Regions from separate parts of the Mus musculus genome. Here regions 2 and 3 are each linked to region 1. The links are chromatin loops, found by intact Hi-C in ENCODE. Cell type or tissue: heart. All regions are shown on one strand.

Region 1 (8,000 bases):
CTCAGGCCGCAGAGTCTGGCTTGGGACTCACAGCACCTGCTTGAGCCTAGAGTGCATCAAGGACAGGCTGCAGGGCCATCGGAAGACTTCTACAGCCTCACAGCCTCTTTTTCTTGCAGTAGCATTGGGTCTGGGGTGTAGCTCAGTGGTCGACACTTGCGCAGCATGCTTAAGACCTTCCACCCTAGTAGGTTTGCCGCTCTTATTTAAATCTTTTGTGTTTCCCTTTCCTCCCTGGGGCCTCCTCCCCCATCCTCCCCACTTTCCTGCCGGTTTGCATGCAACTCCTCTGGCCTGCCTGTGGAGCCTGCTCTGGATTTGTAGGTCTGGCTAGAATCTGGGGAGTTGCCTGTGCTGATCGGGCTGGCCTCAAACTTACCGAAATTTGCCGCCGGCCGCCTGCCAAGTGCTGGGATCAAACCCGTGTGTTCTGCCTGGTCTGCCTTTCCCTCCTAACATTAACACTGCCCTGGATTTGAGGCCAGGGGATTCACAGCTGTGGGAACCCTGGGAAGTTACCCAGAAGGATTCTAGGTTTCTGCATCTGGAAGATGCTTCAGGGTGGTAGGGAAACTCAACCACCTTTGCAAGTGTCCCGGTTCCTGAGTTCTTTACTGAGGAACTGTGGGTGGGTGTTCAGGGAGGGCATGGATGCCCAACATGAATATGAAATTCTGAGAAAATAGCCATGGATTCCCTTTTCTGAGAAAGGGGGTTCAATAATGGCATTTTTCATCCAACCCGGGTTTCTGAATTTTTAAACTTATTATTGTATGTGAGTGCATGGTGGTGGGGGTGTCAGGTGTCACAGTGTGGAGGTCAGAGGACATCTTTTCAGAGGTTGTTCTCTTCTTCTTTCCACCTTTGTACGTCTCTGGGGATGGAGCTTGGGGCCTCCTGAACTGTCTTTCCCCTCTGATTATTCATTTAGTTTTGAGACAGGTCCTCACTGTGGAGCCCTAGCTGGGCTGGAACACTCAGCAATCTTCCTGCCTATGCCTCCCGGGTGCCGAGATTAAAGGGGTGTGCCTGGTTTTGTTTATTCCTAAGACAGAGTATTTTTTTAATATTTTAAATTCTGTTTATGCATGGCAGGAGTTATGCACACATGTGTGGGGTTGCCAGATGCCATAGGCATTGGGTCTCCCTACAGTTACAGGCGGTTGTGAGCCACCTGATGTGTGTGCTAGGAACAGAACTTGGATCTTCTGCAAGAACAGTGTGGACTTAACCTTTGAGCCTCAGTGATATGCAGGGCCACATCTCCAGGGTCTTGATTCACAGCCCAACATGGCTTGCAACTCATGTAGCTCAGAGTGACCTTGAACTTACGATGAGCCCCAGCCTCCCAAGTGCTGACATTACTGGTGTGTGATCCACCACAGGCTCCAGACCCAAATTCTTAATAAGAATAAATTAAAAACCTCACATACTCAAGGATGGGGTCTCGAGAGAGGGCTCAGTGGGTAAAGTACCAGCCTTACCAGCATGAGTTCAGATTCCCCAGGACTCACACAAAAGTTAGCCTGCAATGCTCACACTCGGTGTGTTGAAGAGGCGGAGGGGTGGGAGTTGTAGGCAGATCCTGAGTTGAGCTCAGGAATGATAGAAAAACACAGTAGACATTAGCCAGGTGTGAGTTTGAGGCCAGCCTGGTCTACATAGTGAGTTTCAAGAGGATCAGAGCTACACACTGAGGTCTTGTCTTGAAAAAGAAAAGCACACTGGTCATTAGTCTCTGGCCTCTATACACAGGCTCAAATGTGTGTGCGTGCACACACGTGCACATACACACTCACACACACTCCCCTCATGGACATCTCTGTGGCCTCCCAAGCACAGAGCTTAGAGGGGACCCCAGAGTCACCTACATAAAATCCCATTTCTGACACTTGACAGCTATGCCACCTAGACCCCATACTTCACCTTGCTGTGCTCAGCTTTCTTGTTGGTAAATTAAAAATAGTGTCTTTCCCAGAGGATTGTGGGATTAAACACCTTCACAAAGGGCTGGTAGCCAGAAACAGGGTAGAGAGGGAGCCTTCAACTTTGTCCCTGTTCTTTGTTGTTTGAGTCAGGATTTCTCTGGGTAGCCATGGCTATCCTAGAACTCACTCTGTAGATCAGGCTGACCTTGAACTCCGAGCTCCACTTCTGGAACCCTGACTCTCCATGTTTGGCGAGTCAGACTCTCTTCCTGTTTCTTCATGAGCTGGAGATGGAGGTTCCTCCCACTCACCCTATTGGCCTCTCGGAGCCAATGCTCACATCGCAGGACTCACCTCCCAGCATCTGGTCCTTTCTCTTTTGCTTCCCTCTGCCCTTAAGGTTCTGGTCCACACTGCTGCCTCAAGCATGTGACATCTGATGTTTGACTCTGGCTCAGGCAGAAGGCTGGCGAGGACCAGTGACCTGCATAACATAAGCCAGGACACGGTAGACAAGGAAAGGGCTCGACACCCAGGCTGGGGAGTCAGGGAAACAAAGGGTCAGCCAGTCTAGAGTGCCACAGAAGTCCCTGGGAGCCAGTAGACACAGTGGGCATACTGGGCAAGGACTGAGCCCTGGAGCTGTGACCTTGATGTGACCTTTAGAAGCACACCCTGTTGTCACAGTTCACTCTGGTTCACCGCCTCTCGCCAAAGCTCTTTCAATAGCTTCCTAACCAAGAACCCTAGACACGGTTTAAATGTATACATGTGTGCAGGCAAGCATGCGCCATAGAGTGGAGGTCAGAGGGCAACTTCCTGGAGTCAGTTCTCTCCTTCCACCACGTGGGTTCTGGGAATAAACTAAGTCATCAGACTTGAAGGCAAGTGACTTTGCACACTGAGCCGGCTCACTGGCCCCTAAATATTAAAACCGCAATCTTCATTGTTTTTATCCTCTGACTTCCAATCAAAATTCTATAGTGACTCTATAGAGCCTGGCTCTGCCTGGCTCTGCCTGGCTCTTTTCACTACGCATCTTTTTCTCTCTTTCCTTTCTCTCTTTCCTTTCTCAGAACCTGAACCACATTTGCCAGTATCCACCACATCTCCAGGGTGCCTGCAGCCTCTCTCTACCATTGAGCAGTCTCTCTGGAGGAGGTCTAACTTGTGTTCAGAGCCAGCCCTTTGCAGCCTCTCCTTCGCCCTCACACTCTCAGCAAATCATCCCCCCGCCACCCCTCCAAGTGTGTGCGCCGCTCCAGCCCTCGGTCATAGGGGGTCTCTACTGGGTCCTATTTGGAAGTCATTTCTGTTCCCTAGGAAATGAGGGTATTTGGAAAGGACGCATCAGGGAGGAGCTGTGTTGACTAGCCTCTATCTCCACCTGCTGTTTGTCCAATGAATCAACAAAGAAAGCCGAGGGAAGAGCTGAGCTGGGAGACAGACTCCTGAGCCCTGACACTGGTGGCTAGGCTGGACTCAGATGTGAGTGTCCCTCTGCCTCACAACAGGCAGTCCTGTGACTCCTGTGACAATCACCTTCAGAGAGCCCAAGGGAACATGGGCGGAGTCAGGATAGCAGTCCAGATGTTTCTGACTCATACCTCCCACCATTCTCATTAGGCCAGGAGCCAGCCCGGCTTTATGACCGAGCCTGAACTTCCCAGTAGTGTGGACTTACCCTATTTTTCTTACCCAGTATCAGACTGAAGTTACCCTAAGGAGATGTTTGCTTGTGCCTTCTCTTTGGCTGAGACATTACTGAACTAATGGTCTCCAAAACTTTAGAATTTCCTGGGAACCTCATGCTGAAGCCCAGGGGCAGCCAGCTGGGGAGGGTGTGTCCAGTAGGAGGCTACACACAGGCTACTGGTCACACCGCCTTGTCAGAGGAGCGCTAGGATGGGCAGAAGCATCCCTGGTCAGGACGGCTTAGTTTATTCATGCTTCTTGCCCTGTATCTAATCTAGACCTCAGGTGAAGATCCCAGTGATGGCTCAGGCAGGCCTTGAATTTGAAATTCTCCTGTCCCAGTGTCTTTTGTAGTTAAAGTTACAGGCTCATACCACCACTCCTGAAACACTTTTTTTTTCTTTTTTTAGGATTTATTTATTTATTTTATGTATATGGGTACACTGTAGTTGTCTTCAGACACACCAGAAGAGGGCGTCAGATCACATTGCAGGTGGTTGTGAGCCACCATGTGGTTGTTGGGAATTGAACTCAAGACCTTTGGAAGAGCAGTCAGTGCTCCTAACCACTGAGCCATCTCTCCAGCCCCCAAACACCTTTTTTTGTTGTTCATTTAAAACAAAAATTTAAAGAAAAGGTCTCATTTGACCAAGGCTGGCTTCAAACCATCTATTTTGCTAAGGGTGACCTTGAACTTCTGATCCTTGTCTCCATCTCCAAATGCTGGAATTACAGGTGTGCGGGAGATGGCACCCAGGGCTTCCTGCATGCCAGGTAAGCACTCCAGCAGATTAGCTATATATCATGGCTGCCAAGCCAATTTTATCAGAGTTTTATTCTCCCCCAGATAAAAAGGTATCCCGTGGGGCCCAAGAGAGGGCTCAGCCATTAAGATCATTGGCTGCTCTTCCAGAGGTCCTGAGTTCAATTTCCTGCAACCACTTGGTGGCTCACAATGATCTGTAATGGATCCAATGCCCTCTTCTGGCGTCTGAAGACAGCAACAGTGTACTCATATACATAAAATAAACAAATAAATCTTTTTTTTTTTAATAAAATAAGGTCTCCCATGAGAGATCAGGTTTACCGCCACGTGAGATTATCCTCTCCACAGTCCAGGTGCCTAGGAGAAACTTCTCCACAGATGACGTGGCAAGGGCTCTAGTCAGTGGCGGCTGACAGCTGTCCCCCCCAGGCAGCTCACTGCACCAGCCGGGTTCCTCCTCCGCCTGCAGCTCAGTGAAGCTTCCCGCTGCAGTTAGTGCCTTCCAGGGGCAGCTGCTGGTTAGTAAAGGCTGCTTATTCAGAACCTGCTCTCAGAGATCCCTTTTGTTGGACATGTTAGCCGGTGGGCCTTAAAGAACACCAGAGGTGTTTGTTTATTCCCTCAAGTGGAAACAGTGTGAACAGTGTGCCCTACACCAGGCAACCAGGGTAGCTTGTCTTGGAGACGTCTGTGTCGGGGAAGTCTGGGGGCTGAAGCAGCTGGGTTGTCCTGAAAGTCCTCACTGTGGAGAGGAAGAACAGTCAAGCTGCAAGCCTCACCACTCTAGCTCTGCGCTTGAGGAAGCTTCCCTTTCCATTTCCAGCCAAGGTTTTCCATCTATAAATACTGTGTGTATCGTGAGGGACTGTGGGTAATGACTGTTGTGCACCATGGGAGACTGTGGGCAATGACTGCTGTGCACCATGGGGGACTGTGGGTAACAACTTCTGTGTACTGTAGGGACTGTAGGTAGGATCTATGACAGCACACAACCAGCGCCCTGGTATGGCAGGCCCAAGTGTGTGGTGGCCATCGATCTTCCCTGACTGAGAAGCTCTGCTAGCAATTAGATTCACGCTCCTCCTTCCACATGGTACCCGACTCCCCTGCTGGGGCCCAGGGACCAACATTTGCACAGATCTCCACTACTTCTGCTGTTCAAGAAAGTTCACAGAGACTGGGGAGACAGCTCAAGAGTTAGAGCTCTGCTGCAAAGGACTGAGGTTCGGGCTCTAGCACCCACACAGTGGCTCGCCATCATCTGTGACTCCGGTTCCAGGGGCTCCAACAACTTCTGGTCTTCAAGGGTACACATGTAGTGAATACATATACGGACGTGAAACACTCATACACAAAAAATAAGTAAATCTAAAAAAATTGGAACAAGAAATTTGTTTTGGTTCCCAGCCATTGTATTCTTCCAACCCTGAGCAATAGAAGAACTAGAAAAATCTTTTGTTCTAATATTCACAGCGCAGCTCCCTAACCGTCTGAATTTCCCGGCACGAGGACAGTCTTTTGGGAGGGGTTGACAGAGAGAAGCTGAAAACTCATTGTTCTCAGATCCTGAAGAATGAGTTAATAACCCATCAGGTGTGTGTGTGTGTGTGTGTGTGTGTGTGTGTGTGTGTTGTGTGTGTGTGTGTGTGTGTGTGTGAGAGAGAGAGAGAGAGAGAGAGAGGAAGCCACTTTCAAAAATCCCTGTGGTTGCCAGGCGGTGGTACACCTGAAGGCAGAGGCAGGCGGATCTGATCTATGAGTTCAAGGCTGGCCTAGTCTGTGGAGCAAGTTTCAGGACAGCCAGGGCTACATAGATAGACCCTGTCTCACCCCTCCACACACCAAATTCCTGAAGTAAGGCTGAGGGTGAAGCTTATTGGTGGGGTGCTTACCTGGCAAGTGAAAGGCCTTGGGAGGCGGATTCTTTCACACGCGCACACACACACCACCACTTACACACACACACCCACAGCACCGTTTCTTTCTTGCCAGGTACTGGCTTCAAGCTCTCTGTCTATGCCTGAGCCTCCGGAGTCCTCGGGCTACTGCGGAGTGCCACCTCTTCTGGGGTTTCTTGACTTAACTTCTGAGTGCTGTCGTCTTGAGGCTCAGTTAGGGGCACGGTTGTAGTGTGGCTGGAGAATGGCTTGTGTCATTGGTCAGAGCACGGCTTCCTGTTTATGTATGAACACAAGTCAATGAGTTTTAGCAACTCCCCTGAGTCCCAGGCATGCTTGGCTCAGGCTCGGCTTCCAGCATCCACTACTTTGACCTTATCAATTTGCTTTTCCTGGCATTTTATATCAGTGGGATCAGATGATGTCATACCACACAAACTAGTGTCTTAATTTTTTTAAAAAAATATTTCTTATATTTTGAAACCAATGTCTCGCTACATAGCCCTGACTACCCCTGAGCTTACTGTGCAGACTCAAACTCACTCAAACTCCTGCCTCTGTCTCCTGAGTACTGAAAAGCATGTGTCACTATATCTAGCTAATTTTTTAATTTTAAAAATTGTATGTATGTATATATGTATGTATGTTTGTATCTACCTACCTACCTATTTGGGGGTGTAACGCAGAGGATGGGAGTGGCTTTTCTCCTTCCATCATGTGACTTCCAGGGATGGACTCAGGTGGGTAAGCTCGGTGGCACGTGCCTCTTCCTAATGAGCTAATGGTATGTGCCATCGTGCCCAGCTGCCTCAAACTTTTGATCCTCCTTTCTTGGTTTCCCAAATGTGTGGTCTAAGCTACCGCTTTAGACATTAAGCCTTGGTTTTAAGCATTGTCTCTTTGGGGTGTGCCCTGGCTGCGATCAGGACGGTAGCTACACTCAAGCTCTGCCGCTCCAGCCGCCTCCTCCTTTTGAGGCAGGGTCTCACTGTTTGCTCTGGTTGGCCTCGAACTCACAGAGCCTCGAACTCACCAGCCTCTGCCTCCTTCCCAAGTGCTGGGATTGAAGCCATGAGCCGACGTGCCCAGCCTTGCTTCGTTTTTGTCTTTCATTCCTGTTTATCAGCATATGTTAGTTGTACAAAACAGAGTTTCATACATGACTGCATTGTACTTTGGTCTTCAGCCCATCACCCTCATGCCTCTAGCCCCGCCCTCCATCTTCCCCTCAGAGAACTCCCTCCTACGTTTATGGCTTCTTTCAGTCTACAGTCCACAAGTGTGTTTGCCTTAACATGATTTCCAGGTCTAACCACTTTCCTGCAAGTGGTACACTTTCGTTTTTCTTGGAGGCTAAAGCTTCCCTATGCAATACACCACGTTTTCTTCATCTGCCCTTCTGTTAATGCGCACTGGGGCTGAGTCCATGACTTGGCAGGACATGAATATGCAATGAGCACACGTTCAACCCTCACCCCTCTGAGTCTGAGAGCTGAGCCCAGCCAGGATCTGCAGCAGACTTCAAGTACTGCATCACCCAGATACATCCGGGTTCTTGCTGCAGCTGCTGCTGCATTTTAACATTTTAACATGTTCTCTCTCTCTCTCTCTCTCTCTCTCTCTCTCTCTCTCGTGTGTGTGTGTGTGTGTGTGTGTGTGTGTGTGTGTGTGTGTGTGTGCCATCTCTGGTTCTGAGCACTCTTCTTCACATAG
Region 2 (8,000 bases), 67 kb before region 1:
TCATTTCTGAACTCCCCCTGGAGGACAGGCTGTCCTTGGTCCTTTTGGGGATCAAGGTTATGGTGTTAAACAGGGTTTCAGCAACCCCAGGCCACCACCAATACTTTGGGGCCCTATATACAGTCTACCTACACTCAGCTAATTCCAGCTACTGCCGGCCTCTCCCTACCAAGTCTCTGTTCTTCAGGGGCTTGTCAGGCCTAGACTATCTCTAAGGTAGGACTCCAGCTGCCATACTGCAGGTGCTGGGGCTGTAGAAGCCAGCAGCCTGGGGGTTGCCCCGGGGGATGCCTTGAGCAGTTTCTGTTTTCCTGTTCTGATGCGATCAGTCTTGCTCTGACTTTCCGGTTCCCACCCTCTCCTCTGCCGGCCTCTGCCCTGCAGTTTGCAGTGGCTTCAGGATCCCTGGCTCCAGTGTCCTGCTCTGAGCACATTTATTTCTGCCGCTCCATGCTTGCCAAGTAGCTGAGTTTCTCACCCAGTCCACACTGTCCTTGTTCCGAGTATCAAGCCATCGTTTGGCAAGGAAGACTGGCATTGAGGCATCCCTACACATATTAGTCCCAACTCTTTATTTAATACCGAATTTGCCCATTGTGCTGAGGAAGCAGATGAGATGCGGAGCGGAGCACTGAGGTGAAGCCGCAAGCCCGGTGCCCCTCAGCCTGTGAGTGTTCAAGGACCTCAGTCACTCTGCCTGTCCCTAAAGATTAGTCACGAGATTCAGTGATTTTTTTTTTTAATATTTATTTACTTACTTACTTACTTACTTATTCTATGTAAGTACACTGTAGCTGTCTTCAGACACTCCAGAAGAGGGCATCAGATTTTGTTACGGATGGTTGTGAGCCACCATGTGGTTGCTGGGATTTGAACTCGGGACCTTTGGAAGAGCAGTTGGCGCTCTTAACCGTTGAGCCATCTCACCAGCCTGTGATTTTTTTTTTCTTTATATTTTTGCCCATTTTTTAAAAGCTGTAGTTGGGACTGGCGACATATGCTTATAATCCAGGTGCTCAGATTGAAGCAAGAGGAGGCTCATGAGTTCAAGTCTGGACTGGGGTGTAGCATGAGAGACATGGCTGTGTCTCAAATTAACTATAATTCTTAGAATTAGGTTATCTTCCTCTCACTGAGATATGAGAGACATTTTTATATCCCAGACACAAGGCATGGTCAGATGCTGCTGTTAAGTGTTCTCAGGCAGTAACTTCTCTTTCCTCTTCTTTTCTGAGACAAGTTTATGTCTCCTAGACTGGGCTCCAGCTTGCGTTCCTCTTAGGTCCATCTTCAGATACCGAGTTTACAGGCGTGTGTTATTACACTCAGTTTATGTGGTACTGAGGTACTCAGGGCTCTATGGATGCTGGGGAAACACTTTGCTGTAACACACCCCAGCCCGCTCCTGGAACTTACAGAGATCTGCCTGGCTCTGAGTGCTGGGATTTAAGCGTGCACCCTGCAGTTTCTTTTCAGGTTTAAAAACCAGTACCTCAGCTGGGTGTGGTGGCGCACGCCTTTAATCCCAGCACTCGGGAGGCAGAGGTAGGCGGATTTCTGAGTTCGAGGCCAGCCTGGTCTACAAAGTGAGTGCCAGGACAGCCAGGGCTACACAGAGAAACCCTGTCTCGAAAAACCCAAAAAAAAAAAAAAAAAAAAAAAACAAAACCAGTACCTCCTGTTTTGATTCATGTCTGTCCCTCTCAGCCCCAACCTGATTCTTCCCCTGCTGGGAAGCCCAGGACCTTCAGCATACTGAGGCAACAGGCAAGCTGCACCTGCAACCCTGTCCAATTTCTACCATCACATGGTGCTTGAGAATAGGAGGTGTAGCCAGGCGTGGTGGCGCACACTTTTAATCCCAGCACTTGGGAGGCAGAGGCAGGCAGATTTCTGAGTTCGAGGCCAGCCTGGTCTACAAAGTGAGTTCCAAGACAGCCAAGGCTACACAGAAAAACCCTGTCTCAAAAAACAAAACAAAAAAGAGAATAGGAGGTGTCAGGGGCTGGAGAGTTGGTGCAATGGTTAGAGCCCTGGATGACCTTAGAGAGGGTCTGAGTTCAATTCCTGCACTCACATACAGGTTCACAGCCATCCATAACTTTGGCTCTGGGCACAAGTAACCTGGCCTCCCCAGGCAGCAGGCATACATGTACAACACAGACATACGTTACAGACAAAGCACACACACACACAAAGTAAAAGAGAGAGAGTGGGGGCGCCATCTGAGCAACAGGTTACTAGGTGATTGCTTTTTCCATTTATACAGTTGCTATGCCAACAGTATAGGGTGTTACTGCACAGACCTAAATAGTGTATAACCTGTTACACAGCTGCCGGCTGGATCCTGGGCTGTAGCCCTGTGTATGTGAGTGACTCAATGTCATGGACAAGGGTAAGGGTGTGGGAATATTTATCCCTAAACATAGAGCAGGACCAGTAAAGAGGCCAGGCAAGCTCCTAGAGAAACATGAATGACCTCCAGGACATTTTCAGGACAGTCCGAGACAAAGCCCACTCTTTAGGCTGTGTCTCTCCACAGGCGAACTCGCCCTCTGCATGGATTGACCCAGACAAGCTGGTGACAAGGCAGTTTCAGTCACAGTCACTCCCGTGCTTTTTGTTGTTGTTTTCCCATTTATTTATTTATTTATTGAGACATGCTTTTTCTGTGTGGCCCTGGCTGTCCTGAAACTTGCCCTGTAGACCAAGCAGGCCTCAGACTCAGAGATCCACCTGCCTCTACCTCTTAAGTGCTGGATTAAAGGCCTGCAAATCTATGCCTGGCATTTGTTACTGTTTTGGTTGGTTGGGTGTTTGTTTGTTTGTTTGTTTGTTTTTGAGACAAGGTTTCACTAGCCTTGGTTGACCTAGAACTTGCTGTGTAAACCAGGCTGGCCTTGAACTCACAGAGATTCACCTGCCTCCTTTTGAGTGCTGAGATTAAAGGTGTAAGTTACCAGGCTTGACCTGTCAAGTTTGTTGTTACTTTAAAATGTAATCTTCCGTGTTCAACCCTGTCCCCAAGTTGTATCCTCAGTCAGTGACAGCTGACATGGGCTTGGAGGAATCCTTGGGTTTCCCACTGACATCTCTGAAGTTCTCTCTGGAGGTCAGCAGGGGGCTCTATTCTCTGTGAATACTCATGCAGTGTATGCTAGAGACAGATGGAGGGAGCAAGGCAGTTTTGGGAGACTGGATGTGACCACTATGGTAGACTTGGCTGGAGCCCCTCTGCCACCGACTCTTCTGGGTCCATCTAGATGCGGAGCTTTTGACCCCCTCCCTCCTGGGGGTATGAAGTCTGTGGAGTGGACTATAGGCCCTGGAGATACAGCCAACTGTGAACTGCCATGTAAGTTCTAGGCATCCAACTTGGGTCCTCTGTAAGAACAAGAACTCTTAACCACTGAGCCAACTCTCTTGACAGGATTGTTCCAGAAATTTCCCTAGTGCTCATGTATGTAGACCTATTAATGTGCACTTAGACACATCTGTACACTTTTCACGCACATCTGTTCTGGTGATGAGGAGAAATGTCACCCTCTTAGTAGTTGGAGCGTAGGACCTGCAGGGTGCTTCCTGAGGGAATGACAGGGTAACTGAAGAAAGGGGGTGGATCTAGGGGTTGCTTGGGCCAATAGTTATGCAGCAAGAGGCATAGACCTATTTCAGTTTCTCTGTTGTTTGAGACATGGCTGGCTTCCATTACAGGCAGGTGTCATCCTTTCAGCCTAAATCAGGAAATTCAACCCCCCACCACCACCCCCCTTTTACCAGTGTTACACATGGAACTCAAGGCCTTGTTCATGATCCGACCTTAGCTAGAATATTATCATCTATCAACAAAAAAGTCTATTTGAGGAAGATGACAAGAATGAAGGGGTTTTCCATGGTGTCTGCTCCTTCCTCCCCCCCCCCCCCCCCCCGGTTAACTAGAGAAGTCCTTTGTTCAGGAAGTATTAATAACATAAAATACTAGCATTGGGTTATTTTTTCACATTTTTTGAGATTACAATACAATTACATCATTTCTCCTTTTTGTTTCCTCTCTCCAAATTCCCCCACATACCCTCCCCTTGCTCTCTTTCAAATTCATGGCTGTGTTTTCCTGTAATTCTTGTTATGTATATAACAGATATTCCTAAATACATAAATATAACCCACTCAGTCTGTACACATTACTTGTGTGTATGTTTTCAAGGCTGACCATTTGGGACTGGATAACCAGTTGTGCTCTACCCAGGGTAAGGCTGTTGCTCTGCTCTCTGCATCCTTACTGTTCTTTGTCTAGGGTTGAGGTCTCCTGAGCGCTCCTTCATCCACATTAGCATGTCTGTTGGTGTCCTTGTTCAGATCAGGTTTAGGAAGTCATTTAGAGGAGGAAGGCAAAATAACAATCTAAAAAAGGTCATAAGGAACCAGCCTATTAAGTGCCCAGCTAGGGGCTGGAGAGATGGCTTTCCCAGGACATTCCAAGCCTGATTCATTTTAGGAGCTGTGAATTGGAGATGTTTTCCTCCAGAAGTCCCTTCTTCCTAATCCCCCATGGCTGGCTCCCTTTCTCTGTCAGGTCTCACCTTCTCAGGTCAGCCTATGAGAAAGAGCATTTCCTATCAGCCCCAGTGCTCTACGGTGTCTGCAGCATAAGCTTGTTTAGAATTTGTCTCAGGAGAAGTCAGTTTAGAGACTCACCAGCCCAGGTCTAAGTTCATCCCACAGGGGAGAATGTCCACAGGACAGTTGTCCAGGATATGAGTGAGAATTCTGGGAAAGAAACTGTGTCCGCAAAGACCGACTAACTGATTAGAACTGCTGTGGTTGCAGCTGTATAGCACCGGCTGCGCTTCCTGTGGACTTTGGCTTGATTTCCAGCACCATCAGGCACAGCAGTACATAGCACATTAGGTCCAGGAGATCTGATGCCTCCTGCTGGCCTCCTCAGGCACGGCACATACGTGGTGCATGTTCATACAAGCAGGCAAAACACCCATACACATAAAATTTGGAGGGGAAAAAAAGTAGCACATATCTTTAGTTCCAGAACTCAGAAAGCAGAGGCAGGCAGGTATCTGTGAGTTTGAGTCTTGTCTGCATAGTGAGTTCCAATACATACAGGTACACTTGCTGGTTTGGGGGGTGGGGATGGGGGGTTGGAAGGGCTGCAGCAAGGTGAAAAGATGAGATTTGTTTTGTTTGTTTTGTTTTGTTTGAGACAGGGTTTCTCATTCACTCTGTAGAGCAGGCTAGCCTCGAACTCAGAAATCCACCTGCCTCCCAAGTGCTGGGATTAAAGGCGTGCGCCACCACTGCCTGGTGAGAGATGGAATCTTTAGCGCCTTAAACAGTGACCTTTGCCCAACTCTGTACCAGACTAACATCCTGCGACTAATAGATAAAAACCTTGGGTATCTATTAACTCAGAACACCAACGTCCACAAACCCAAAAGCTAAGAATGGCATCAGATAGCGTCTAGGGCTTCCCCCTTCTGTAACTGCCTCTTTGATGTTTCCACCCATGCATTTTAAACTTGCTTGGATTTGACTTTCTTTGACATGTCACTATAAATGCCACGAATCTGCTTCCATTGGGGACCTGGAACTTGAGGTAATCTAGTCCCATGTTCCTCCAGCCACACTCACTCAATCAAATTCAGCTGTCGAAAAACTATCATTTACTCTCCTAGAGGTGAGAGCTATGTTTTTTTTTTTCTTCTTCTTCTTCTTCTTCTGAAGACATGAAGAAAACTTGCTTCCAGTGTCCAGGACGGATGAAGAGCTGGGCCTATGGATCAGTAGTCCCAGACGCAGGCCTCAGGAGTGGCAGACAGGCAGGAAAAGGGGAGGTTGTTCATGCTCTTTCTTGGGTTAGGTGGAGGAGTTCCAGTCGGGAGGAATGCCACCTTCCAATCCTCTGATGGTCTGGAGGTCCGGCCATGTGGCTGGTAAGTGCCTTTATCCTTGAAGGCCAAAGAGAGCAGACACTTACTGGGCAAGTCTAGGTCACGTTCCAGACAGGACACTGCTCAGGGATCAACAGGTCTAAAGCTGAAGAGAATCCGACCTAAAGACAAAGGCAATGAAAGAGACAGACCTGTTACTTAGACAGAGAGGCCAAGTCTGTTCATCTCTTCCACTTCACAGCAAGGAAGCATTTCTAGTAAAAGTAGCCTTCAGATCCCTGGAAACTGCTTCAGATCCCTGGAAACCGACCCAGGCCACTGTTGGCACCACAGGCCACAGCAGGGATTGTCACTACAACAACGCTAATAAGCTGATTAGGTATTGCCTGGCTCTGCGATGTCCAAAATTAGTACTTAAAAATTACTTTTAGACTTGTTTACCTTATTTTTATATGTATGGGAGCTTTGCCAGAATATGTGTACATGCGCCACATGCATGTCTGGTACTTGTGAGGTCAGAAGAAGGGGTCAGATGCCCTGAAACTAGAGTTATGGATGGTTGTGAGCCATCATGTGGGTGCTGGGATTTGAACCAGAGTCTTCTACAAGAGCAGTGGTTACAATAAGATGGGAGAAGCTTTTACACTGAGCCCAGCTACTTCAGTTGGTGGAGCAAGAGTCTCTTAATCTCAGGGTCATGGGTTCAAGCCCCATGTTGGGTACCATTTATAGAAGTTTGGTCTGGTTCTTCCAGCCCCATGCTCCCAGAAATAAGACTCAGATTCAAAATATATTTACAAATACCTTGGTGATATAGCTAGGCTTTTCTCTGACTAGATCATAACTTAAAAGAACCCACTTATTTTAACCTGCATTCTGCATGTGGCTGGTTACCTGTGCTCAGGTACCATGTGTCTGTCTCATCAAATCTTGGTTGACTCTTCTGTACCTGGCTCTGTCCCAGAATTTTTTTTAAATTTTTTTTAAAGATTTATTTATTATATGTAAGTACACTGTAGCTGTTTTCAGACACACTAGAAGAGGTCACCAGATCTCATTACAGATGGTTGTGAGCTACCACGTGGTTGCTGGGATTTAAACTCAGGATCTTCAGAAGAAGCAGTCAGTGCTCTTAACCCCTGAGCCAGCTCTCTGTTGTTGTCTTCAGATGCACCAGAAGAGGGCGTCAGATCTCATTACTCAGGACCTTTGGAAGAGCAGTCAGTGCTCTTAACCACTGAGCCATCTCTCCAGCCCCTCACCCCCCCCCCCCCGCCTCTCAGATGTCCTTTAATTCTATCCTTTTCTATAGCCCATAGAGTTTGATTTTTAATTTTTTTCAATTTATTTTATGTATGAGTACACTGTAACTGTATTTAGACACACCAGAGAAGGGCATTGGATCCCATTACAGATGATTGTGAGCCATGTGGGTACTGGGAATTGAACTCAGCACCTCTGGAAGAGCAGTCAGTGCCCTTAACTGCTGAGCCATCTCCCTACCCCCAACCATGTTTTTAATTGACAAATGATGCACCCATACAATATGCACAGTACTCTCTCTCCATCATCTCTCCATCATCTCTCCTGCTCTCCCACCCCCTAATTAGTGATTCTTAAGTCATCTGAAATAAAGTGAAACTGGAGATTTATTTAGTAACAAGATCATCTTCCCTCCTCCTCGTCACCCCCCCCCCCTTTCTTTTTTTTCCTGACACAGGATTTCTCTGTAGCCCTCACTGTCCTGGAACTGGCTCAGTAGACCAGACTGGCCTTGAACTCACAGAGCTCTCTTCCTCTCTGGAGTTGGGATTAAAGGCATGCACCACCACCACACAGCCAGTTTCTTCGTTTTTGACTTGATAACTCACACCAGTCTCCCTTCTGAAGCCAGTCTCAGGAAACTGGAGGTTGAGCATAGAGCCAAGGACTACTGAGAGTGCTTCCTCAGGCTTGGTTGTGCATCTGTGACTCTGAGAGTGCTTCCTCAGGCTTGGGTGTGCATCTGTGACTCTGAGAGTGCTTTCTCAGGCTTGGGTGTGTATCTGTGAATGTGTGTATTTTTGTTTATGTCAACTCTGTCACCAGCTGTTTCCT
Region 3 (8,000 bases), 110 kb before region 1:
TACCAGAGACAAAGAGATGTAGAAACAGATAAGAACCGTCAAGTCACCCTAATGGAATCAGGGGCCCTAAGAGGCGGAGAGCCTGGAGAGAAACGGGCGGGAGACAGAACAAAGGACGACAGGCGGAGACAAAGGTAGAAAAACAAAGAAAGGCTTTGCAAAGGCCAAGCCCAGGGAGGGACTGAAGAATAAACCCTGCCTCCATCTTGCTGGAGTCACGTTCCAAAGGATCCAGGCCCTAGAAGCATAACCCCGGCATCTTATGTTGTAGGCAGGTTTTCCTTTATAGAGGTGAGTACCCAGAGGCTTCCGTCCTGCCACTAAAGCGAGTGCTAACGGGGTTTTTATTAATTCGTTATGTTTTAGCAGTACATAATGTTATTTGTATTATATTAGATTTGTCAATAAAGCAGAAGTTAGAGATAAAGTTAAACCATGCATCGTCTGTCCCTTGAGTGCGGTCAGTTTTTGTGGGGTTTTTTGTTTTGTTTTTTCGAGACCGGGTTTCTCTGTATAGCCCTGGCTGTCCTGGAACTCACTTTGTAGACCAGGCTGGCCTCAAACTCAGAAATCCACCTGCCTCTGCCTCCCGAGTGCTGGGATTAAAGGCGTGCGCCACCACGCCCGGCTAGAGTGCGGTCAGTTTTTTTAAAAAAAATCATACAAGGCGTGGAGAACTGGGCCAGTGGCATGCCTCAGTGGGAAAAGGGGATTGTCCGCAAGCTTGACAACCTGAGTTCTCTCCAGGGAACCTGTGTGGTGGAAAGGAGAGTGCACGTTGTCCTGTGACCTCCACATGCACTGGTGCAATGTGCCCCCCAAATTTTAAAAATTCTAACTAACTTAAAAAAAAAAATTGGTTGGTCCTGTTAATCCCAAAGCAGGGAGGAGAAAGACCACTGACCCAAATTATCATGCCCAATTAAAGCAAGCTTTGTTACTCTTCTACACGAGATGCCTGCCCCTAAGATGGATTCAAAGGTCAGTATTGAACTAGGGAAAAATAAGGGTTTTATAGCTCGAGGGGGTTGGGGGGGTCCAAACTGGGGATTTGGCAGGCAAATAGGTGGAGTTACAGAGCAGAACAGTTACAAGGCGTTCATAACAACAGGTGGTTACAGTGATCTTTTGAGACAAATGTAGGCTTGCAAGATGGCTGTAACTTTTTGGAACAAGGACGTGGTTGCTGTTTTCTGGAACATTCTGTATGGTACTATTTGTAGTTGAGGTCACAGGTGGGACATGTGTTAGGAGCTGCCCACATTCCAGAACCAGGTGTGCCCTCACCTGCCTTCAGCAATCCAGCCCCAGCAGCTATATCATCACCAGCTGCCATACCCTTTATAAAGCCCATGCCATCAATGGTTCGTTCTCTCTCTCTCTCTCTCTCTCTCTCTCTCTCTCTCTCTCTCTCTCTCTCCTGCTCTGAATCAGCCTTTTGTGCCCCCCCAATAAATCTCTTAACATTTATTGCATTATTATAGGTCAATTGTGTGGTGTGTTCTCTGCAAATTCCTTGGCCCCAGCCACCAAGGTCAACTTTCGATACAAACCCGCCCTAACATGAATATCCTGGTGCCTGCTTTCCCCTTTTGGGGGTTAAAGCCACTCTGGGACCCTACCCACCAGTTCTACCTGCAACAGACCCACCTGGCCCACTGATGGCTTGATAAATGCTCCCCCTTGGTTGGTGTAAATGCTTCACCAGATCTCTGGTGTTCTTGGAGGCAGAAGTTCCCACCGGGCTTTGGACCCTATCCCTTTGGGTTAGGCTTTATTTCTGAGCTCTGTTTCTGCCTTTTGGGTTCCCTCAAAGGCCCTGGTACCAGTCTCCTCAGGGTTTTAACCCTTGTCCCACATTCAGCTGTGCCTTCCAGTTCAGCCTTCCCTGGATCCTGGTGACACTGATCTTCAGGCCTAGGACCTCTTCCTCTTCCTCACCCATGGGAATAGCTTTTTGTACCTCCTGGCTCCCTTTGGGATGCTTCTTGCAGAACACCCGACCCCTCTTTACCTGGCATCTGAACTGAAGGACTCCAAACGTATTGGCTTTTGCAATCAAATTTGGCCTCAGTATCCCTTAGTCAGTCCAAATGTGGCCAACTAGTGGCATCCTAGATCTTAGTCTACACTGCCAGCAATCGAGGGGAGTGGAAAAGAGATTCTCTCCCTATTTCTCTGTTCTCTGCTCCAAGCTCAGTTCGTTTTTGTCTAGTTTTCCCAACACTGTGTAAATGTCCCGTCTCTAAATTACAGTTGTTGGGTCTGTAGTCTGACTCTTCAGCTGTTGCTTCCCTCCCTGCTGTGCCCACCTTGTGGGCTCCGCTCTCTGGCTCCCACAGCCTGCTATGACTCTAGCCTGCTACGCTCACATGGACATCGCCCTTTTCCATTCTGCTCAGAGCTACCTGCTCGCTCTTTATGCCTTCCTAGTCCTAGATTTTGCAGGTTTCCTTGCTTTATGTAGGAGCCTGCCTGCTTAGTCCTGCAGCGTCTCCACACCCTTGTGGCTTCTGTGACATTGGAACCCTCCCTTGCTGGAGTTCCTACTTGTTTCTTTCTCCCTTAACTTTAACCAGTCTACTTCTGGTCTATACCATAAATGCCTCTCTCGAACCTGGAGCCTGCTATGCCCTTGGGCGCTCACCATTGGGCAACAACCTTCCCTCAGCTCTGGCCTGCTGCATCCATCTGGATCTTTCTACTGATGTACTAGTCCCCTTTCCCCCTGCACTCTAGGCTATCTCTCCTTCCAGCCTGTAGTCCCTCAGCTTCGGCTCTCTGCTTCCTCTTGGAGCTATAGGAACACCCCACCCCCACACAGAGAAGCCCTGTCTCACAATAACAAGCAAAAGGATTTCAGGCAGACTGGCTTCCAGACTCCATCCTTACGCCAGTGCTCTAGACCACAGATCCTTAGGCACTTAGTTGGTTCTGAGGCCAGGCGGTTGGTCTTACTCCTGGCATCCAGAGTCTCCAAAGGCCTGACTTGGGACTCTTTAACCACGGCAAATCCTGAGCCAATTCAGTTGAATCCCCAAGCTCTAATGACAGATTTGGAATTGGGTGTGATCGAAGTTTGAAATTTTTCAAACTGTTACCCTAGACGGTGAAGATGGTTCCCCAGGTAAAGGGCCTGCTGCTTAAACATTATGGCCTGAGTTTAGGCCCCCAGCAACCATGTTAAACCTGTAGCAGTCGCACATCTATAGCCCAAGTGTTGGGAGAGAGAGCAGGCAGCTGCCAGATGCTGGAGGCTCAACTGACCAGGCAGCCTAATGAAAACCGCATTCTCCTGTTCAGGGAGAGACCCTGTCTCAAAACGTAAGGTAAGCATGATTAGAGGAAGGAGCCGGAGTGATGGCTCAGCATTCTCCCAAAGGACCTGGGGTTCAAGTCCCAGCATCCACTTGGCAGCCACAACTGTAACTCCAGTTCCATAGGATCTCTGACAGCCTTGTGTAGGCATACATGCAGGCAAAACACCAATGCAGGGTTAAAAAAAAAATGAGGAAGACATCCACGTTTATTTGTGGCTTCATTATGTATCTGCACTGTGGTTTGGTCATGTACCTGCACAGGTGAGTGCACACAAACACATAGAAAAAAAAATACCATTCAGCCCAAAGCATTTGGTAGGAGATGTAGATAATACAGCAAACAGGAACACTTTCACCATAAAAATGCATCATTGTGGGCAACAAGATGAGCCAAGTCAGACAACCTGAATTTGGTCCCTGAGACTCCCACATGGTGGCAGCAGAGAGCTGGTTCTGACAAGTTGTCCTCCTGTGCTGTTCCCCTACCACCACCACCTCCTCCCCAACTTCCATACTTGGGATAGACAGTAGTGGTACATGCCCTTAATCTCAGAAGACAGAGGCAGGTGGAGCTCTTAGTCCAAGGCCATAGAAGGAGTTCCATGCCAGCCAGGGCTACAGAGAGAAACCCTGTCTCCAAAAACAAAACCCAAAACTAAAAAAAACAAAAGAGCACTGACTGCTCTTCTGAGTTAAAGTCCCTGCAACCACGTGGTGGCTCACAACCATCTGTAATGGGATCTGATGCCCTCTTCTGGCGTGTCTAAAGAGAGCAATGGTGTACTCATATACATGAGTGGCGCACGCCTTTAATTCCAGCACTTGGGAGGCAGAGGCAGGCAGATTTCTGAGTTTGAGGCCAGCCTGGTCTAGAAAGTGAGTTCCAGGACAGCCAGGGCTATACAGAGAAACTCTGTCTCAGAAAAAAAAAAAAAAAAAGTTGAGTAGTGGTGGAGCACACTTTAATCCTAGCACTTGGGAGTCAGAGGCACGTAGATCTCTAAGCCTGGTCTACACAAAGAAACTCTATCTAAATAAACAAAAAATAAAACAACCAAAAACCCATAAATACCTATGTATAGACAAAGGAGAAAAATCTAGAATAATACAATTAGAGTAGTGTTATATTGATACAATATATTAGATTAATACCTGATAGTATGTGTATAAATGGGCCAGTTTCCTAATGGTGTGTTGTACATATTTCATTGGTTGATTCTCTCACATACTCATCATCTCCTCTCCTAACGCTCTGACCCCCTGTTGACTCCAGAACCCTCCTCCTCTTCAATAGCTCCTGTATTCTATTGGTCTTCCACCCTCTGACTTTATAGAAATGATTTTATTTATCTTAGATTTATTAGACAGGGTCTCTCTATAAAGCCCTGGCTGTCCTGGAACTCATGCTATAGACTAGGCTGGCTTTGAACTCACAGAGATCCACCTGCCTCTCCCTTCCAAGTGCTGGGATTAAAGGTGTGCACCACCTTGTCAGGTGAAAATATATTGCTGTTGTTGTTATTTAATTAATTGGGTATATGTGCATCTCTGCGAGGTTTGTGCACATGAATACCACAGAGGCCAGGAGAGAGTGAGGGATCTTCTGGAGCTAGAATTACAGGCAGTTGTAAGCCACTCTACGTGAGTGCTTAGAACCAAACATGGGCCTCTACAGGAACAGCCAGTGTTCCTAATGGCCGAGCCACCTCTCCCACCCCCAGCCCTTCCCTTAAAGCCATTTCCCCTCATCTCATGGATCATTTCCTACTTCCTTGGCCTTTATTCATTCATCCAGATAAACACATTTAACAATTAGAAGCTAGGATCTGCTAGGAGAGAGCAAGTGCTGTTTGTCTTTCTGAGTCTGGCTTGCCTCAGTAATGTAATGTCTTCAGTTCTAACCCTCGTTCCCAAAACTTTCATAGTTTCATTTTTCTTTAGAGCTGAATAAAACTCCATGGTGTATAAGCCCCACCTTCCCATTGTCCTCCACTGTCTGATCTCATTCCCCAGCATGGAGAGAGCAGGTATCCCCACGGCTGGATTTTGTCTTCTCAGAATGCAGCCATGGGTGGTGCAGCTGGGTCATAGGGTGGTTCTAGATTCTTGTTCTTGTATATTTTGAGACAGGGTCTCTATGACATACATACATAGAGTTGTTCCGCCTGGACCTTGGTATACAGACCAGGCTAATCTAGAATTCGTAGAGATCTACAAGGCTTCCTAATGCTATGACTAAAGCCATTGGTTACCACACATGCTATTTTTAGTGTTTTTTGTTTTTGTTTTTTTACGGGAGTGTTTTGCTTGTATATACATCTGTGTACCACTGATATGCCTGGTGCTCTCAGAAGCCAACACTAGACTCCCTACGATCAGAGTTAGTGATGGTTGTGTGTCACTAGGTAGGTGCTGGGAACTGAATTTGAGTCCCCTGCAAGAGCAGCAAGTGCTCTTACCCACTGAACTATCTCTCCAGCCTCTATTTTTAGTTTTTATGAGAAATCTCTACACTGATTTCCATAGTGGCTATACCAGGTCACACCAGTAACAAATACAAGTTCTCCCTTTCCCACCATCTCCCCAGAATTTGCTGCTATGTTTTCTTGATGATAATCATTCTGACTGGGGTAAGATGAAATCTTTCAGTTTAATTTATTGGTGTGTGTGTGTGTGTATGTGTGTGTGCTCGCGTGAGGGGTTGCACTCCAGTGGCCTGCAGCATACAACAAGTGTCTTTCTCTCTCCAGCCCTCATTTTCCTCCTTCCTTCCTTCCTTCCTTCCTTCCTTCCTTCCTTCCTTTCCTTCTTTCTTTCTTTCTTTCTTTCTTTCTTTCTTTCTTTCTTTCTTTCTTTCTTTCTTTCTTTCTTTCTTTCTGTCTTTATTGTTTTTCGAGACAGGGTTTCTCTGTATAGCTCTGGCTGTCCTGGAACTCACTTTGTAGACCAGGCTGGCCTCGAACTCAGAAATCCGCCTGCCTCTGCCTCCCAAGTGCTGGGACTAAAGGCATGTGCCACCACCACACCCGGCTGTCTAGTTTTCTTTTGAGGCAGGGTCTCACTATATAGCTGTCCTGGAACTCACTGTGTAGACCAGTCTGACCACAAACTCCCAGAGATCTGCCTGGGTCCCTGGGGAGAGCACCTGGTGCTCTTAACCTCTGACCCATCTCTTCAGTCTCTTGATTTATTTTATTTTATTTTATTTTTTGAGACAGTATTGCTATGTAGCCTCAGCTAGTCTGTATTCACGATGTATCCTAGGCTGGCCTCGAATTTTGGGCAATCCCCTGCCTCAACCTGCCCAGTGTTGAGATTACAGGTGCAAGACACTACAACCAGCTGCATTTTGCTTTTTGAAACTATTAAATCCCCCGTTGAGAAAAAAGAGACACATTTATATAAAAGATAGATGGGATTTGGAAATCAGCTGGACATATTCATGGAGGGTGAGAGGGAAAAGAGTTTACATTGCTTTCTTTACTTCTCTCCCTCTCTAATTTAATTTAGGACAGGTCTCAACAGGTAGCTCAGGCTGGCCTGCAACTTGAAATCCCCTGGGCTCAGCATCCCCAGTCTAGGATTACTCACAAGTACAGAAATCCATAGCCTGTCCCTTTCCTTTTCTGTCTCCCCTTTCCTCGCTTCCCTCTCAGTGCCAGGAAGAGAATCCAGGGCGTCACACTTCACACTCCAACCCCCACAAGTCTGCTCTGTGTGATAAGAAATGAAGGGGAGGAGGCAGTGTCATGTAATAGGATGGAACCATCCCTTTCTTTTCCTTGTGTCTAAGCATGGCTTCTCTGCCAACACTGTCATCATGGTGCTACAAGTGATGATCATGGCGGTCTCTCTCTCTCCTCAACAGCTAGGATGCCAACTTAGCTCACACTGGGCCATCAGGGGCTCGTGCAGAAGAGCCGGTCCTCGCTTTAGCTGACACCCCACTGTGTGGCTGAGCCTGGGAGAGGATGAGCGGCCTCTCCTGTAAACTCATATCACACCCTAGGCACTGTTCTGAGCGCTGCATGTGTGCACTAACCTATATCCTACCATCTTCATTAAGTGTGGTATTCTTTTGTTTTGTTTCCAATGAAAGAGTAATAAACTCAATGCTCCAAGGTATGCTAATCATAAAGCAGATAGCGACATACCTTCCTCCACCCACCCGCTTCCTGGGTTCAAAGAGTGTTCATTCAAAGAAAGTCACCCTGACCCACCCTGACCATTACCTTAACCTGCAATGTAAATGTGCTATTGTTAGGGGCTCTTAGAAACTGTCTTGAAAGTTAACAATTACCAGTTATTCCTTGTGACACCTGTGACTTTGTACTTCCTTGTGACTCTTAACTGGTATTTTTGGTATTTTCCAACAACGCCCTTCCCACCTCCTTGAGTTGTGGTTTTTTCCTTTAAATACCCCCTTACTCAGCTACTGGGGCGCCACGGTCCTCTACCCCTGCGTGGTGTATGACCGTGGGCCTGAGAGCGCTCTTGAATAAAAATCCTCTTGCAATTTGCAATAAGACCGTTTCTTGTGGGTGATTTTGGGGTGTCGCCTCTCCTGAGTCAAAACGTGGGGGAGTCCTCACATTGTGGGTCTTTCACCAAGATAGGGTTTCTCTATGTAGCCTCCGATGTCCTGAAACTCATTCTATAGACCAGGTTGACCTTGAATTT

What was found. Peaks named below come from ENCODE experiments on the same cell type or tissue, not always from the same donor. Only the 100,000 strongest peaks of a DNase experiment are listed, where the experiment ranks them.
Region 2: a loop joins it to region 1, with 3 times the contacts of the local background. A loop is called at or near these places in 13 of 42 quality-filtered maps.
Region 3: it touches region 1 in a loop (2.9-fold over the local background); 5 of 42 quality-filtered maps call a loop at or near these places.

Annotation. Positions count from the first base shown.
Region 1 is chr7:127,113,569-127,121,568 of GRCm38, reverse strand. All of the region lies in intron 1 of Qprt (quinolinate phosphoribosyltransferase), which reads left to right. Among named protein-coding and RNA genes, the nearest start is that of Qprt, 4.5 kb to the left of the region's middle. In heart, a CTCF peak has its summit at 3,327; a DNase peak (open chromatin) is centred at 3,568; H3K4me3 peaks cover 1,007 bases; H3K27ac peaks cover 1,285 bases; H3K27me3 peaks cover 1,151 bases.
Region 2 is chr7:127,180,958-127,188,957 of GRCm38, reverse strand. No RefSeq gene overlaps it. Among named protein-coding and RNA genes, the nearest start is that of Cd2bp2, 11 kb to the left of the region's middle. In heart, CTCF peaks have their summits at 3,133 (motif pointing right) and 4,929 (motif pointing left); a DNase peak (open chromatin) is centred at 4,867.
Region 3 is chr7:127,224,856-127,232,855 of GRCm38, reverse strand. Gm4532 (predicted gene 4532) reads left to right here. Exons shown (of 1, transcript NR_030674.1): 1 at 1-438. It also overlaps a transcript of Septin1 not described here. Among named protein-coding and RNA genes, the nearest start is that of Zfp553, 4.2 kb to the left of the region's middle. In heart, a CTCF peak has its summit at 3,746 (motif pointing right); a DNase peak (open chromatin) is centred at 3,775; H3K4me3 peaks cover 3,138 bases; H3K27ac peaks cover 3,565 bases.